Regions from separate parts of the Homo sapiens genome. Here region 1 is linked to region 2. A link is a contact called in ENCODE Hi-C or POLR2A ChIA-PET data. All regions are on one chromosome and are shown on one strand. The core of a region is the stretch at or near the end of the contact, and the rest is flanking DNA. Distances in the headings are between cores, read along the strand shown. Region 1 has its middle 40 kb from the start of MRPS22. Region 2 overlaps BPESC1 (blepharophimosis, epicanthus inversus and ptosis candidate 1).

What was found. Hi-C counts contacts between places; a loop is a spot of excess contacts on that map. ChIA-PET counts read pairs that join two places held with the same protein, here RNA polymerase II (POLR2A).
Region 1: POLR2A ChIA-PET joins it to region 2 with 11 read pairs in BJ. The contact joins two enhancer-like sites. A Hi-C loop is called at or near these places in 8 of 168 maps with a recorded cell type or tissue (Caki2, DLD1, IMR-90 and 5 more) and 1 of 37 single-sample maps with no recorded cell type. POLR2A ChIA-PET finds 5 or more read pairs at or near these places in 3 of 52 experiments (AG04450, BJ and HCT116).

What each region holds. Positions count from the first base shown.
Region 1 is chr3:139,300,256-139,307,260 of GRCh38, forward strand. No RefSeq gene overlaps it. Among named protein-coding and RNA genes, the nearest start is that of MRPS22, 40 kb to the right of the region's middle. Within about 2 kb of position 2,141, at least 4 of the 41 ENCODE cell types and tissues checked have a DNase peak (open chromatin) inside an H3K27ac peak, as active enhancers do; they include HCT116, where a contact is called at or near this core.
Region 2 is chr3:139,119,858-139,126,568 of GRCh38, forward strand. BPESC1 (blepharophimosis, epicanthus inversus and ptosis candidate 1) reads left to right here. Exons shown (of 3, transcript NR_026783.3): 3 at 4,124-5,310. Among named protein-coding and RNA genes, the nearest start is that of BPESC1, 19 kb to the left of the region's middle. Within about 2 kb of position 1,819, at least 6 of the 41 ENCODE cell types and tissues checked have a DNase peak (open chromatin) inside an H3K27ac peak, as active enhancers do; they include HCT116, where a contact is called at or near this core.

The sequences.
Region 1 (7,005 bases), core at 891-3,390, 180 kb after region 2:
ACTGAGTCACAAGCTGGGGGACATTAGGGACCCTCCAGTTCAAGCCTCCTGCTTGACCAATGAAGACTGTCATCAGCTCACTGGTGACAAATGTTCTGGAACCTGGTCTGCCTAGCTCCTGGGCCCAGAAATCTTTCCAAGGATGTTCAAAGTCTTTTATTATGTGGGGAAGGTGGCCTTTGAGGGTGGGGAGAAAGGAGACTGTTTGGTACTTGCAAATCCCTGAATTGATAGCGGTGGCAAGATACTTGGATTCAGAGCAGTGAGGTTTGTGGTTGAGGGATCCTCTGTCACAGGCACTAAGTACCATGTATTGAATTCGCTGTTTACCAAGTGTAAAATGGTCAGTCCTCCCAAAGGCGATTGGGCAACAGGGACCAAGAGCCCTAAAAATGTTCCTATACTTTACCCAATAATGCCACTTCTAGGACTGTATCCCAAAGAAATATTTTGAAATGCCAGCAAAGTTTTTCATATCATTGCTTTTGCAATGCCACAAAACAAACAAATATACAAAGCCTACACTAGAGGAATGCTTAGATTAACCCTGGCTCAGCCCAGTGAAGGAAGACTATGCAGCCTTCAAAAATGGGGTTTACAAACAGAATTTAATGAAATGAGAAAAAGCTTACTGAAAATGTCAAGCCATAGGTGTGATGGGAGGAGCTGAACATCGAACCACAGAACGATAAATACTTTAGGATCTCAATTATGTAAAGAAAGTGAACCAGGTTGGGGAGGGGCAGGGGGAGACTGAAAGAAAAAATATCATAATTTTAATTGTCTCTCTCTGCAATTTTTGGTGTTTGTAAAATTGTCTACAGATTTAGCTCTACTTGTGTGGTTGGAGAAGACAACCAACCAACCAGCCATAACAATAAATAGAAGGGAAATGTTCCTGGCTGGTGTCTCTCCAGACTGTGAGGGCAGGGGCAGCTCTCACAGGGCACCAGGGCAGGGAGGGCTCGGGGAATGTCAGGGGCACCCATGCGCTGAACTGACCTAGAAAACTCCCTGCCTCAGAGCGATGGCATGGGGGCAGCATTCCAGCTTGCCCTTACTCTGGGGAGCTGTTTGCGCACGGGGTTGCTGTGGGCAACTTTTCTGGCTGGGGTGCTTCTCCACACAGCCAGCTGAGCCACTTCGCCTGTTGGTCTGGGAGAGCCTAGCCTCTCAAAGCCTCATTGTTGACCCTCAGAGGAAGAAGCAACTTCACTGATAGAGTGACTCAGCTGGCCAAGAGTTGATACTTACCCCAGCTTCCCTTCATTCCCTCTGTAAAGCAGAACAAAGACTTGTTGCCTTGGGAAGGTGCTGATGCTTTGAGTACATAGGCAAAAGCAGAGCCTCCAGGCCAGAAGAGATCTGAGTTCAGGTCCAAGTTTGAGGTCCAGAGGGGTGGCTGGAGGGTCAGGAGAAACCTTGACATCCAGGATGCTCTGCAGGGTCCAGAGTGCTGGGCTTTAGTGGGCCCACCAAGTCCGGGCCACACCTCTCTTGGACACCCACCCATGTGGAGCTGAGCATCCAAATGGCTTGCATCCCAGGCAGGCCTCGCCTGGCTCCTGGCATGAGTGGACAGAGCCTGCACTCAGGATGTTGTGGCCCCAGCTGCATCAGCACTAACAGTACCTCCTACTTATTAGTGCCAGTCCTGCATGGTGGGCCCTGCCCAGAGCTACTCAGATCCACACAGAAGTCAGTAGCATGAACAGTTAGAACAGCCTGGGACCTGCCCCAACCCTAGGCCTGCTGCCTTGGGGAATCGACAGTGAATGCACTGTGGGTCAGTGTCGGGGAAAGAGGAGTCAGCCTCCATGAATAGCCATAGAATGTTGAGGAAGATTCCTGCTTAAGCAAGCAAAGCAACTACTTCCACGTGGCGTGGTTGACAATGAGGCTCCATCATGTGGAAGCCTGAGCTCATCATAGCCTCCCTCTGTTCCTTTGATTGCCTGTGCTCTGGTTCACTCCTGAAGCCCCTCAGACTCAGGGGCCGAGTTGTGTCTCCAGCCCCAGAGCTGTGCACATTGCATGCATATGGCCACCACCCTGGATGACAATTCTTGACCGTAGCTGGCAACACACAGCACTTCAGCTCATTCTGGCAGTCCTCGTCTCTACTCTGGAGTCTGACTCACCCCACAGGAGTGTTCTCGGGCTCACTTTGCTGGATATCATCAGGGCATCGCGTGCTCTCTCTCTGGTGGCTGGACTGGCTCAGCTAAAGTATGCTTGGCATCTGTGTGTGGTCACAGGAAACAGTTATGAGGTTACTGTTGCTGGTTGTTTTGGTTTTGTGTTTTGTTTGTTACTGTTTCCTAAGAATGCTTAGATCAGATAGAGATGTGGTTATGTAAAAAAAGAAGAAGAAATTTTGGCTGTGAACGGCAAGAAACATCACAGTGGTCTTTCGGTCTTTCCACCTATTTTGAGCTACTATTTGCTGAGTGCTTGCTGTGTATTCTGCTCCTTTCTCATTACATTTCCATGAATCCTCAAAATAACCCTATGAATTAGGTATCGTTTGATCACTCGTGCATTTCAAAGCTCTTTACTGAGTTGTTCCTAAATGTCAGGCATTATTATGACCCCCCGTTCTAAGTTGCAGTGACTGAGGCTCAGGGAGCTTAGGTAATTTGCCAGGGATTCAAGGCAGGAAGTGGTGAGAGGTGAGGTTGGCCTGGTGGAGGTAGGTCCAGATCTGGGGAGGGGATCAGTGTATCAGGCCAAGGAGTTTGGGGATTTCAGCTGAGAATGAGACCTTCCAGAACATGACGTAGAACAGGTGGGGTGTGTGCATGTGTGTGTTGCGATTTTTTGGGAAACGACCTGAGGCAGACAGAGGGCTCAGGTCTTCTGGAGATGAGCCTGGTTTGTTTTAAGGCTCCCCATACTTTCACTCAACAGAACAAACACAAAAGGAAGAGCTGAGAGCACAGGAGCCATTGAGGCTCTGAATTAGGAATCGTCAGATTTGTTTTATTGGATTTGATTTTCTGAAAAAACTACCTACAAAACTCGGTGTCTTAGTCATTTGGGCTGCTATAGCAAAGTTCAAAGGACTGGGTGGCTTACAAAAAATAGGAGTTTGTTTCTCACAGCCCTGGAGGCTGAAAGCTTAAGATCAGGGTGCCAGCATGGTCAGGTTCTGGCGAGGGCCCTCTTCCACGTTGCAGAACGCTGAGCTCTCATTGTGTCCACACATGGGGGAAAGAGTGAGCCAGCTCTCTGGCCTCTTATTATAAAGGCACTAATCCCATTCATGAGGGCTCTACCCTCATGGCTTATTATCTCCCAAGGTCCTACCTCCAAATACTATCACAGTAGGATTAGACTTCAGTATAGGAATTTGGGGGAGACAAATATTCAGTCTATAATACTCAGATTACTTTTTCTTTCCCCCAGAGCAGCACAAAATGTTCTAAGTGGACACCTACCATGTGCTTGGGCCTGGGCTAGCTGCTCCAGGGAAGAGAGAAGGGGGCAGAGAGGGGAGAGAGAGAGAAGGAACAGGAACAGGTGTGTTCTCTGCATACAGGTAGTTATAGTTCAGGTGAGGTGATGAGAGCCACACCCATTTCCATGCTCTGTGACTGGGGTGCTCACAGGTAACTCCATGGAGGAGATGGCATCTTAAAAAAAGGATAAGAGCTGGATTGGTGGTGAGATGGAGGAAAGGACATCACAGATAGAAGGCCCAACGTGGCTAATGGAGGGGATTGTAGTAAGTATGATTGTCAGGGGCAAGGCCTAGCTCCAATGAAGCGGAGGAGGGAATGTGTTCTTGAAAGCTTTAGCAAATCTGAGATGTTCCTGCTCATCTGGCCTCATCTGGAGAGTGAAAACCACCTGTCTTGGATTTCTTGCCCGCTCCACTCCCACCTGGGGAATAATTCCTGAAATCCTTTTCTAGTAAAATGCCCATGCTCCTCTCTCCCAGTTATCTACAGAGTTTAAGACAAGAGGTGACGTAGTGAGTAGGAGATTCGTCTCCAGATCAGAGACATCTGGGCTTTAGTCCTGGACTAGCCACTTGTCACACTGTGGTCTTGTGCATATTCTTAGACTCTCTAAATCTTATTTTTCTCAGCTGCTTAAAGGAAATAATGGGAGTTTCTCTTTCATCACACTGTTGTAAGAATCAAGTGAGATGTAACCCTTATAGCTTCCAGTGTCTCAGTGGCTCAGACTTTGTATAGAGTCTCATTCAAAGAAGCTCAGTCCAAGCACCAAAAATAACTTAAAAAGTACTTCTTCAATCTTTGTTGCTTCTCTTGAATAACATTACAGGAGATCTCTTGCGTAACCACCACAATGATTCTGAAAGATGCTCTCCTCCTCACCTCACTTCTCCCATATCCTGTACCTACTCCAAAAAACCCTCACTCACTGAAGGGTTTTTCTGTTCTCTCCCCATTGATGAGCTGATTTGCATTCGAATATGGCAAGTGGAGGAAGCCTCTGAATGCTGATACATCAGTAGTTTTTGACCCATTACAGAAATAGCGTCTCTAAAGCACTTAGCACAGAGTCTGGCTCTTTGTAAAGTCTCAATGCATTCTCTTATTAATTAGAAAAACTGTGAAAGCAAATAATAGTTACTAAAAAATTAGAACTCAGGGCCCGGCGCGGTGGCTCGTGCCTGTAATCCCAGCACTTTGGGAGGCCGAGGCAGGCGGATCATGAGGTCAGGAGATCGAGACCATCCTGGCTAACACGGTGAAACCCCATCTCTACTAAAAATACAAAAAATTAGCCAGGCGTGGTGGCGGGCGCCTGTAGTCCCAGCTACTCAGGAGGCTGAGGCAGGAGAATGGCGTGAACCTGGGAGGCGGAGCTTGCAGTGAGCCGAGATCGCGCCACTGCGCTCCAGCCTGGGCGACAGAGTGAGACTCCATCTCAAAAAAAAAAAAAAAAAAAAAAAAAAACCAAAATTAGAGCTCGAAAAATATTATCAGATAGTACAAGTAGTTCTTTTTCTCCTAAAAAAAAATAGCTGAAGACAGTTATTTAAATCTTGAAAACCTTTAAAAGAAGCTTTCCCCTAATGTTTAATTCCTTAGATCTTCCTCCTAAAACTGTGTCTGTGGATCAGCAAGGAAACTGCCTCCCGGTTCTGCTCTGGTGGCCTCTCTAATTCTCGACATTATTGCCCTGTTTCTGAAAACCACAGTGAACACCCTGAAACTCTGGGGACAATTCTGACAACTTTGGAGCTGGGAGGGAGTTCATGGCCCCTTGGCTTCCAAAACAGAAAGAGGGGCTATGACCTGGCGCTTGGGATTGTCAGAGTTAGTTGGATTCTGAACTGAGAAGAACTGTCTGAGGACAGAGGGGAGATGGATAGTGCAGAGAAAGGATCATTCATTCATTCATTCACTCAACAGCCCTTCGTTGAGCATCTATTGGTAACAGATTGTGACATATTATTTTTTCCAAAGATAGCCATGCCCTATGTTTATCTCACCCCATATGCCTTTCTTGCAGGGTGACGGACACTCCTTCCACCTAGGGGGACCTGCATTTACTCCCCTTGAATCTGGATGGGTGTGTATGACTGCTTTGGCCAATAGAATATGGTAGAAGTGCTATTATATGACTTCTGATTTTAGGTCATAAAAAGGATACAGATTCCAGTTGTTTCCCTCTCTCTCTCTTTCTCCCCACAACCCCACACTCTCTTTTGGGATGCTTGCTCTTGGAACCCAGATGCCATGCTGGGAGGAAGCTCAGGTCACATGGAGAGGCCCAGGTAGTCCTGCAGTCAATAGGCAGCATCAACCACCACACATTGTGAATGATCCTTCAGATGGTCCCAGACCCTAGCTCAGGCCCAGACATTGTGGACAAAGTGTCCCATCTGTGCTAAATTCCTGACCTCTGGAAACCTTGGAGGTAAAATATAACTATTGTAGATTTGAGTCACTAGGTTCTGGGATAATTTGTTAGGCAGCAATAAATAGCTGGTGCATAGGCTCTGTGGGGAGTCCGGGCCACAGGAAGAGCTGTCGGGATCTCTGGGGAGATCACTAAGTAAACAGACAGTGACTGTGTTGCTTGATAAGGGCCATAGAGGGGAGCACAGAGAAAGTGTGTCTGACTCCCCTGGGGTACTGGGGATGGGGGCTCAGAAAGTCTTCTTGGGAGAGGTGACATGTCAGCTTGGTCTGGAAGGGCTAGAGTTAGCCAGCTGAAAGGAAGGATGAAAAATGGGGAAGAATGAAGGGAGGGGGCACTCCAGGGGGAAAACCTGGGCCAGGGCCATGTCCCTGGGAACTGGCTGCTCAGGGTGTTATCTGGCTTTTCTAGGTGACAAATCTCTCTAAGAACTGATCATTGTATAGGGTCTCACAACTGGCCAAGCCCCTGCATCTACCCAGGACAAATGAAATCAAGACTGTGGCCTTAGAAATCCTGTTCCAGGCCAGGGCCTAGGTACTGGCAGGGTATGAGGCGGTGGCCCACAGACAGCAGTGAGGAGTTATCCCAGAGCACATCTTTCTCTTGGGCTGTAGCAGCCTCTGAAAGTACTGGAAACCAGCAGGGGAGGGGGCCAGGGGCGAGATGGGGGTCAGTAGCATGGCCAATGCATTTGGGCAGCATGGGAAAATCCTGAAACAGCTTCCTACTCCAGGGGAAAGGTGTTTTTAATGCAAATTACAGCAGCATTGTTACCTGTAAGTTGGTGCTGACTTGCTAGGGCAGCAAGGCTGGCATTTGACTCCTTTAGATGTTCCCCATGGCCGAGTCCCACTCTATGAACTGCCCTTCTCTGAACATAGCTTCTCCCTGGTGGCCTTGGGTTTTTGCCTGAGCCCCTTCTCATACCCGGAGTGCCCATCCTGCTATTTTTATCTAGTCCCTCACCTCCTCCAGGAAGCCCTCCAAGAACCCTCAGGCTCCTCAGGACTCTACAGCCCCCTGTAACAGCCCTGGAATATGGTGGTGCCATGGCCTGTTTACCTGTGTGCCTCCCCAGCTGAATGTGGGCTTCTGGAAGGT
Region 2 (6,711 bases), core at 569-3,068:
CAGTGCTCAGAAGTGTATTTGGTAGCAGCTTAGGAAAGGGGAAAGGCAGTGTGGACCAGAGTTAAGGAGGTCTCAGGTAGGAGGAGCAGCTTAAGTCTTGTCCAATGCTCATATAAAGTAAGGGAAAGGGAGGTGTTGTCCAGGATGGGGGAATGGTGAAAGAAAGGCAGGGTCCAGGAGTGAGCAATGAGAAGAGTGGCTACATGTGTGTGTTTAAATTGCACAGGTCTGGCATTGCTTCTTTATATGTTCTCTAAAGTCTACAATGTACAAATTATGCATTTCTGGTTCTAATGGGGTGGAGGGACAACTGGGTACATTTTCCCTTTTGCATCATGAGTTGAGGCAGACAGCTTGGTTTTGCATGGGCAGTGGGTACAGCTTATCTCACTGTGCCACAGATGAGAGCAGGGTTGGAGAGTGCAAAGCACTCCTTGGCCCAGCCGGTGGGAGCTGCTCAGTGCTCCACCCTAGGCTCTGTTTTCATCAGGGCTTCATAACCCACTCTGTCCCCAAGGCCTCTCAGTCTAGGCCAGGCCTGTAGCATGTCACCATGGCAACCTTCTGGAATCTCAGCATGGTTAGAGGCACAGTGAAGTCATTAGATGACCAGTCATGAAAATCGACACCAGGGAACTAGTTTCCAACACCAAGTTCGTGGGTGGGGCATTGGGGTACACAGTGTACAACCTAGATGGCTGTGGTCAGCACTTCTGTCATCAGGCAGGAGCGAGTGGACATCTGGCTGAGGGGCGGGGGGCTCGCTCAGCCCATAGTAGTGGCAGGCAGAAGGATAGCAAGGAGAGTTCTGTGTCATTTCCGAGATGGGGGAAGGTCTGGCCTGGGCCTGACGGAGTGGATGGCTCAGCCAGCTGACAGTTGTGTTGGGTCAGATGTGGCAGTGTTTCCCCTGCTGTTTCCTGAGGCCCATCTTGGCCTCTCCTGACCACATCCTGCCCCTGCAGTATACAGTATAGTGGCCCACAGCATGGGCTGGGGTAGCTTGGCTGGCCCATGGGGGCTTGCCTTAGGAGGGCAGCCAGGGGAAGGGCTGTGGGATATCCAACTTGTGTGCTAGGTATGCTAGGTAACTTGATTCCTACACGTGAGGGTTTTTCCATTTGTCAAATTGGTTTTTCCTTCTGGTTGCACAGTACAGATAAGCCTGGCTCAACTGTCAGTGGGCCACCAAGCTGCCCTCCTTCCTTGGATGGCTGCCTCTGCGTTCTTCTGAGTTTCACCTGCCCAGTCTGTTTTCCTCACTTGGGCTGGAGTCATCTTCCCAAACCTGCACCTGGAGAGTGAGCTCCTTAACTCTGCAGCTGGAGACCTGGTCTTGCCCACAGCTCCCACCTCATCACCTCAGCCTGTGCTCCTCCCATCCCATTGTTTGGAAACTTCTCCTCTCACCCCTCTGTCTCCTCTTCCAGGAGGCTCTCCCTGATCTTGCCTCTGTGCTTCCCAAAACATCAGTGCCACTCATTTCTCATTGCCCTGGTCAGGCGGTGCAATATCACCTGCCCTGATCAGGTGATAGACTTGCCTGTCTATCACCTCTTTTCAGAGTGAGCTCTTTCAGCAAGTAAGCCCTATGCTTAGGGGGAGTTTTCTGAACCAAACCCATTGTGAACGGGACCCAGGAGGGATGGGGAAAACCCTCTGTGGCTGGTGATTGCTGAGCAGCCTGAGGAAAGGACTTTTGCTTCTCCAGAGACTCCTGGGCAGACCATGCCACTGAAGAGCCAGTAGAGTCAAAACTCACACTGAAGTTGGAAGGCAGATGATAACACTATTAAGCTTCCACACAGAATGCTTACCGTGTGCCAGCACTGTTTCGCAATGTTTGCACATCTTATCTCTAACCGTCACAGGGCTCTGGAAGGTTGGTAGTATCATAAACATTCCTCCGATGAAGAAACTGAGGTTCGGAGAGGTTAGTTGACTTGCCCAAGTTCCCACAGCTGGTAACAGTTGGAGCAGGGATTAGAATCCATGTTGGTGTCATCTCAAAGCCCATTTCTTTCCATCACTTCACCCTGGTTCTTTGTGAGCCTGGCCTGTGGGAACAGACCTTCTCCAGAAAGGTCCACTGAAGCCTGAAGAGCATGTGCTGTTTGTTTCTTACCCAGCATTCTGTCAGGGTCCCTGGCACGAGCATCTGAAAACTTATGTAAACTCTTAAGGGCATGAGCCCTGACATCAGGGCCCAGCTCCTTCTCTGTTAGTGTTTCCTAATTGATACTATCCCAGTGATTGCTTTAGAAATTGACTTTGATGAAAAAGCTTTTAATTACATAATAAATTACTCTCAGAGGAACAGGCCGTTGTGTCATGGCTCTGCCACGTGTGGGGCAGGGAGCTGGCTGAAGGGAGTGTTTGGGATGAGTTGACATGCATCCTCCCACAGCATGCCTCTGCATTTTTCCGTGGTGACTACAAGATGGATTTTGGGACTTGAATGGCCCACCGGGATAACACACAAGTATATGGGCCACAGGGAAATATCTGCACCATTTTGCTCCTAGTGGACCAGAGAAAGCTGAATGTGAAAGAAGCCTTGTTTTGAAATGTGTTTTCAAAATAAAGGGTTTCATAACAATCACGATTGCAGAAATAACTGCTGATGGGAATAACTTCCTGGAAAGCAGAGGCCTCCATGACAGTTGGGATTTAAAAGGCTAGACCATGTTACAAAACAGGTTTACCTAATTGAAACTCAGCATTGCTGTTCACACACACACACGCACACGCACCCCTCTCTTAGGCTGAGGCTTTATTGTTAGCCTCTGATGCCCTTTCATTGGTAGCCTCTGATACTCTGCCAAGGACCACTGGGCCTTTGTTTCAAGGTTTAGGGCAACATAGGGTGCTGAAGTGGACTTTCCATTCTCCTTCTGCCTCCATGTCCCTGGTCTAAACAAAGTGGCTGGAGGTAGCTGCTTGTGTATTGGTTGCCTTGAGATTAACTGTATGTCTCTGCCTCCTGGCCACAACTGATTGGATCAGGCATTGAGGCCCAGCCAAAGGCAGCCCCTCAAAGGCCAGCGAGATGGGCTGTTGCAGGATGCTGTTTAATAGAAACTCAGTGTTTGGTATTGTGGTTAATGGGCCCGATCAGATCCTCTCCTCTGTGGTACCTAAGAGAGATAGTTGAGAGCAGGCAGGCAGATAAAAGGCAGAAATCAAGAGTTTTAGAAGCAATGGGATAACAGGATAGTAGGGACTATTGAGAGGGCAGCTGATAGCAACCAGAGGAGACAGAGGAACACCAGGTCATGAGAATGTCAGAACCATGGGAAAACAGTGGCCTCCTGAAGGTAACTCTTGTTGTTTATGGGGCCTGGCTGAGCACCTACATGCAGCCTTACAATAAACATTCATCCTCTTTGGGTCGAGTTTGATTGGTGACTTTATGTAGAATCTAAAACAGTTGATCTCGTAGAAGCAGAAAGTAGAATAGTGGTTACTAGTGTCTGGAAAAGGGAGGAGAAAGAGGGAGGGGGAGAGGTTGGTTTAGAAAGCCAGAATACGAAATCCTTCCCCAAAACCCCACACATCCCTGGAGAGCCTCTGAACCTGTTTAGCTCCTTGCTTCCTAATGGAACCTACCCAGCCAAGGGCCCGCACACATTCTTGCCTCTGTTGGGCACCAGAGACAAGGAAAGAGAAGATTCTGCCGAGGGGAATTGCCAGCCTTGGCACAGTCTCCCTGCCCCCCTTCAATGGGCTTTTGGGTTAGGGAGGGTGGCTTTGAGACCATCTGCTTCTCTGTCAGAGGAAGTAGGGGGAGGTACTCTGCCGAGGCTGGAGACTCTTGGCAGCCCCAGGAGACCTGGTTTCCAGACCAGAAGAGTTTTCCACAGAGGTGGAAGGACACGGTTCTGCTTTGGATTTGGAAAGGGTCTTGCTGCATTTTTCCAATGTTGGTTCAACGAAACTCAAAACTGTTTTTCCTAACGCTTTCTTCCCTTCGTATTTAAGCCACTCTGTATGCGTGGAGAAAGGCAGTACATGTGCTTTTGATTCCTTTACTCTGAAATCATCACCCTTTCTCTCTTGAGAAATCCTGTGTCTCAGAAACCTTCGGAGACATTTAAGCCCTCTCACCCCCTCTTTAAACCAGGACTCTGCATGCTGCTGAAAGCAAATGAATGTGGAGGGTTTCAAACAAGACAAAAGGCATTCCTCCCTGCCCAATCCCAGTGCAGTCAAGGCCAACCTAGGCAGCAGCCACCTTCTCAGGAAACAAGGCCTTGGAGAAATCAGTGCCTGTGTGAAGATGGTGTCGGCTGAAAAGAAGAGCAATGGCGTCAAGTACTAAATGATTATCAAGGGTCAACTTCTGTATCTGTATCAGCTGCAACACACTGTCTTTAATACCCCCAGCCCAGGAGCTCGTGCCTTACATGCTGGGCCCACATTCTGCCCCAAGCAGAAGCTGCAGGGACCTCAGTGTCCACCCTTCCTGCCTCATGTCTCAAGGCAGCAGCTCCTCTCTGGTAACCTGATGGTGATGTGGCCAGGGTGCCGAGATGGGACAGCAAAGATGATGGGCTCTGCACACCAACTCCAGGAAACTCATTCTGGGCCAGCTCTATGCAAAGGGAAAAGCATGTTGCATTCACCTAGGCCAAGAAACAGTGTTGTAGGTTAAGGGCATGGACTGCTTGAGTTCAGTGCCAGCTATGCCACTTACCAGCTGTGGGACCTTGGGCAAGTTGCCTTTGTGCCTATGCTTCCACTTTCCTTTTCCCTCCACCATGAAGATGGGTTAAGAGTCTCAAGGTTGTGGTGACTGTAGATATATGAGTGTGCATTTGCTATGCTTTACCTGTCTGGCATCTAGCAAACATTCTTCACATGTTTGCTGTTATCAAGATTGTTGTATATGTGAATGAAATGATACGATGTCTCAGATTTGCTTTAAAATAATAGGGAGGTTGGGGAAGTGGGTTGGGGTACAGACGAAACAGGAGTAGGTGTGAGTTGATAATGTTGAAGTTGAGTGATCAGTACGTGGGTTTATTACACTATTCTTTTCACATTTGCTTTGAAACTGTTCATAAAAATTTCCATAATAAAAGTTCTATATATATATAAATATATACATACATATGAGAAAATGATGTTTATAGCAGAGCTTCACTAGACATGGTATGTAGCATGTAGTGCACAAGCTGATTTTAAGTGATATTCAGATGGCCTTTTAAATTTAATTATTATGTATTTAAAATTTAATTAATTATAGCAAGTGATATGAACTGTGATAATGCAGAAGGTTTCCTTTTAAAATAAAGTTCAGTCAAAAAAGTGAGATGATTTGATGAAAGCAATTGGGAGATAATGTAAAAGGAAAAGGTATGTGGATGTTGCAAACATTGTGGAGGTAGAAATTGGACTGCTACAGCTTAGGAAACATCATTAAAGTACTGATGAGAAAGGGCTCATGTTCATTACTCTGAGTGCACATTGTGTTGGCCTTACAGGGTCATTTATCTAGACGGTTTAGCGTGGGGGTCATGGCAGCAAGAGGCAGAAATGAGAGTGTGGGCTTTGGAGATGCACAGACCTCTCTTCAATTTTTGACTCTGCCATATAATGGCTGTGTGACACTGGGCACATGACTTACCTGCTCTGTGCCTCATTTCCTCATATACAAAACATCTTAAAATGTCCTTGGAAGAATTAAATGAGATAATGCTTGTCATGCACCTAGCACAGCGCCTGCCATGTAACAGGTGCTTAATAAATGGAATGTGCTCAAGAAAGAAGTAGAAAGTACAGCTTTGAGCCTCAGAGTCCATGGTCTGAGCATGATCCTCACAAGTTCAAACCTCATTCAGAACAATTTTATTCCTACTTTTGACACAATTCTAACGAGTGTGTTTTTTGTTCATTTGGCCGTTTTCTCAGTCTGCGGCTCTTGAGAAATGGACAGGAGACAGGTGGGGGCCTGCTGAGCAGACAGAAGTGGGGACCTATGGATTGGCACAGTCAATGCATCATTAGCTACAGGATATATCCTGTGGGTCCTTGGCTTGTTTCAATAACACTGTTGGTGGGTTAGTAATTCTTTGCTTAAAACAGCTCTCATCGCAGTCAAGCCAAAATGTGTCTATAATTCTAATAACAGTTTTTATGGAGTGTTTACTGTGTGCCAGGGACAATGCTAATTACTCCACATCCATTTTCTGATTTAACTACTGTGACAACCCTCCAAAAAGTGTCACTGTTCTCATGTTTGAGGACACTGAGGCTGAGGAGACTGAGGCTGAAAGGATGTAGTGACTTCCCTAGGGTCACACAGCAAGTAAGTGGCAGACCAGTTTAGAACCAGGTGTGATTCCAAAGCCCATGTGCATGGCCACAGAACTCTATCAGCTCTCTATCCAGTGGTCCCCTAACCTTCTAAAGACCCCCCCTTGGCTCCTCAAGAGCAGTACCTTCCTTGTCCCAGTATGTGGACCTGGTCTTGGGATGGTGGTACAAGGTCCTCATTAGTCCAGCTTGTGGGTACAGCTGCCTGCTGGGAAGGGCACCAGCCAGAGTGTGCAGGCACCAGCACCCAGCCTGACTGAGATATGGCTCTTCCCAGGCTGGAGACCCTTTAGACATTTGCACTTAAAAGTGAAAGCTCTGCACATCTTCAGAGGAGATGTAAAGACAAGCAGGCTTTGAACATTTGCAGACTATATTTTTAGGTCACAAGGA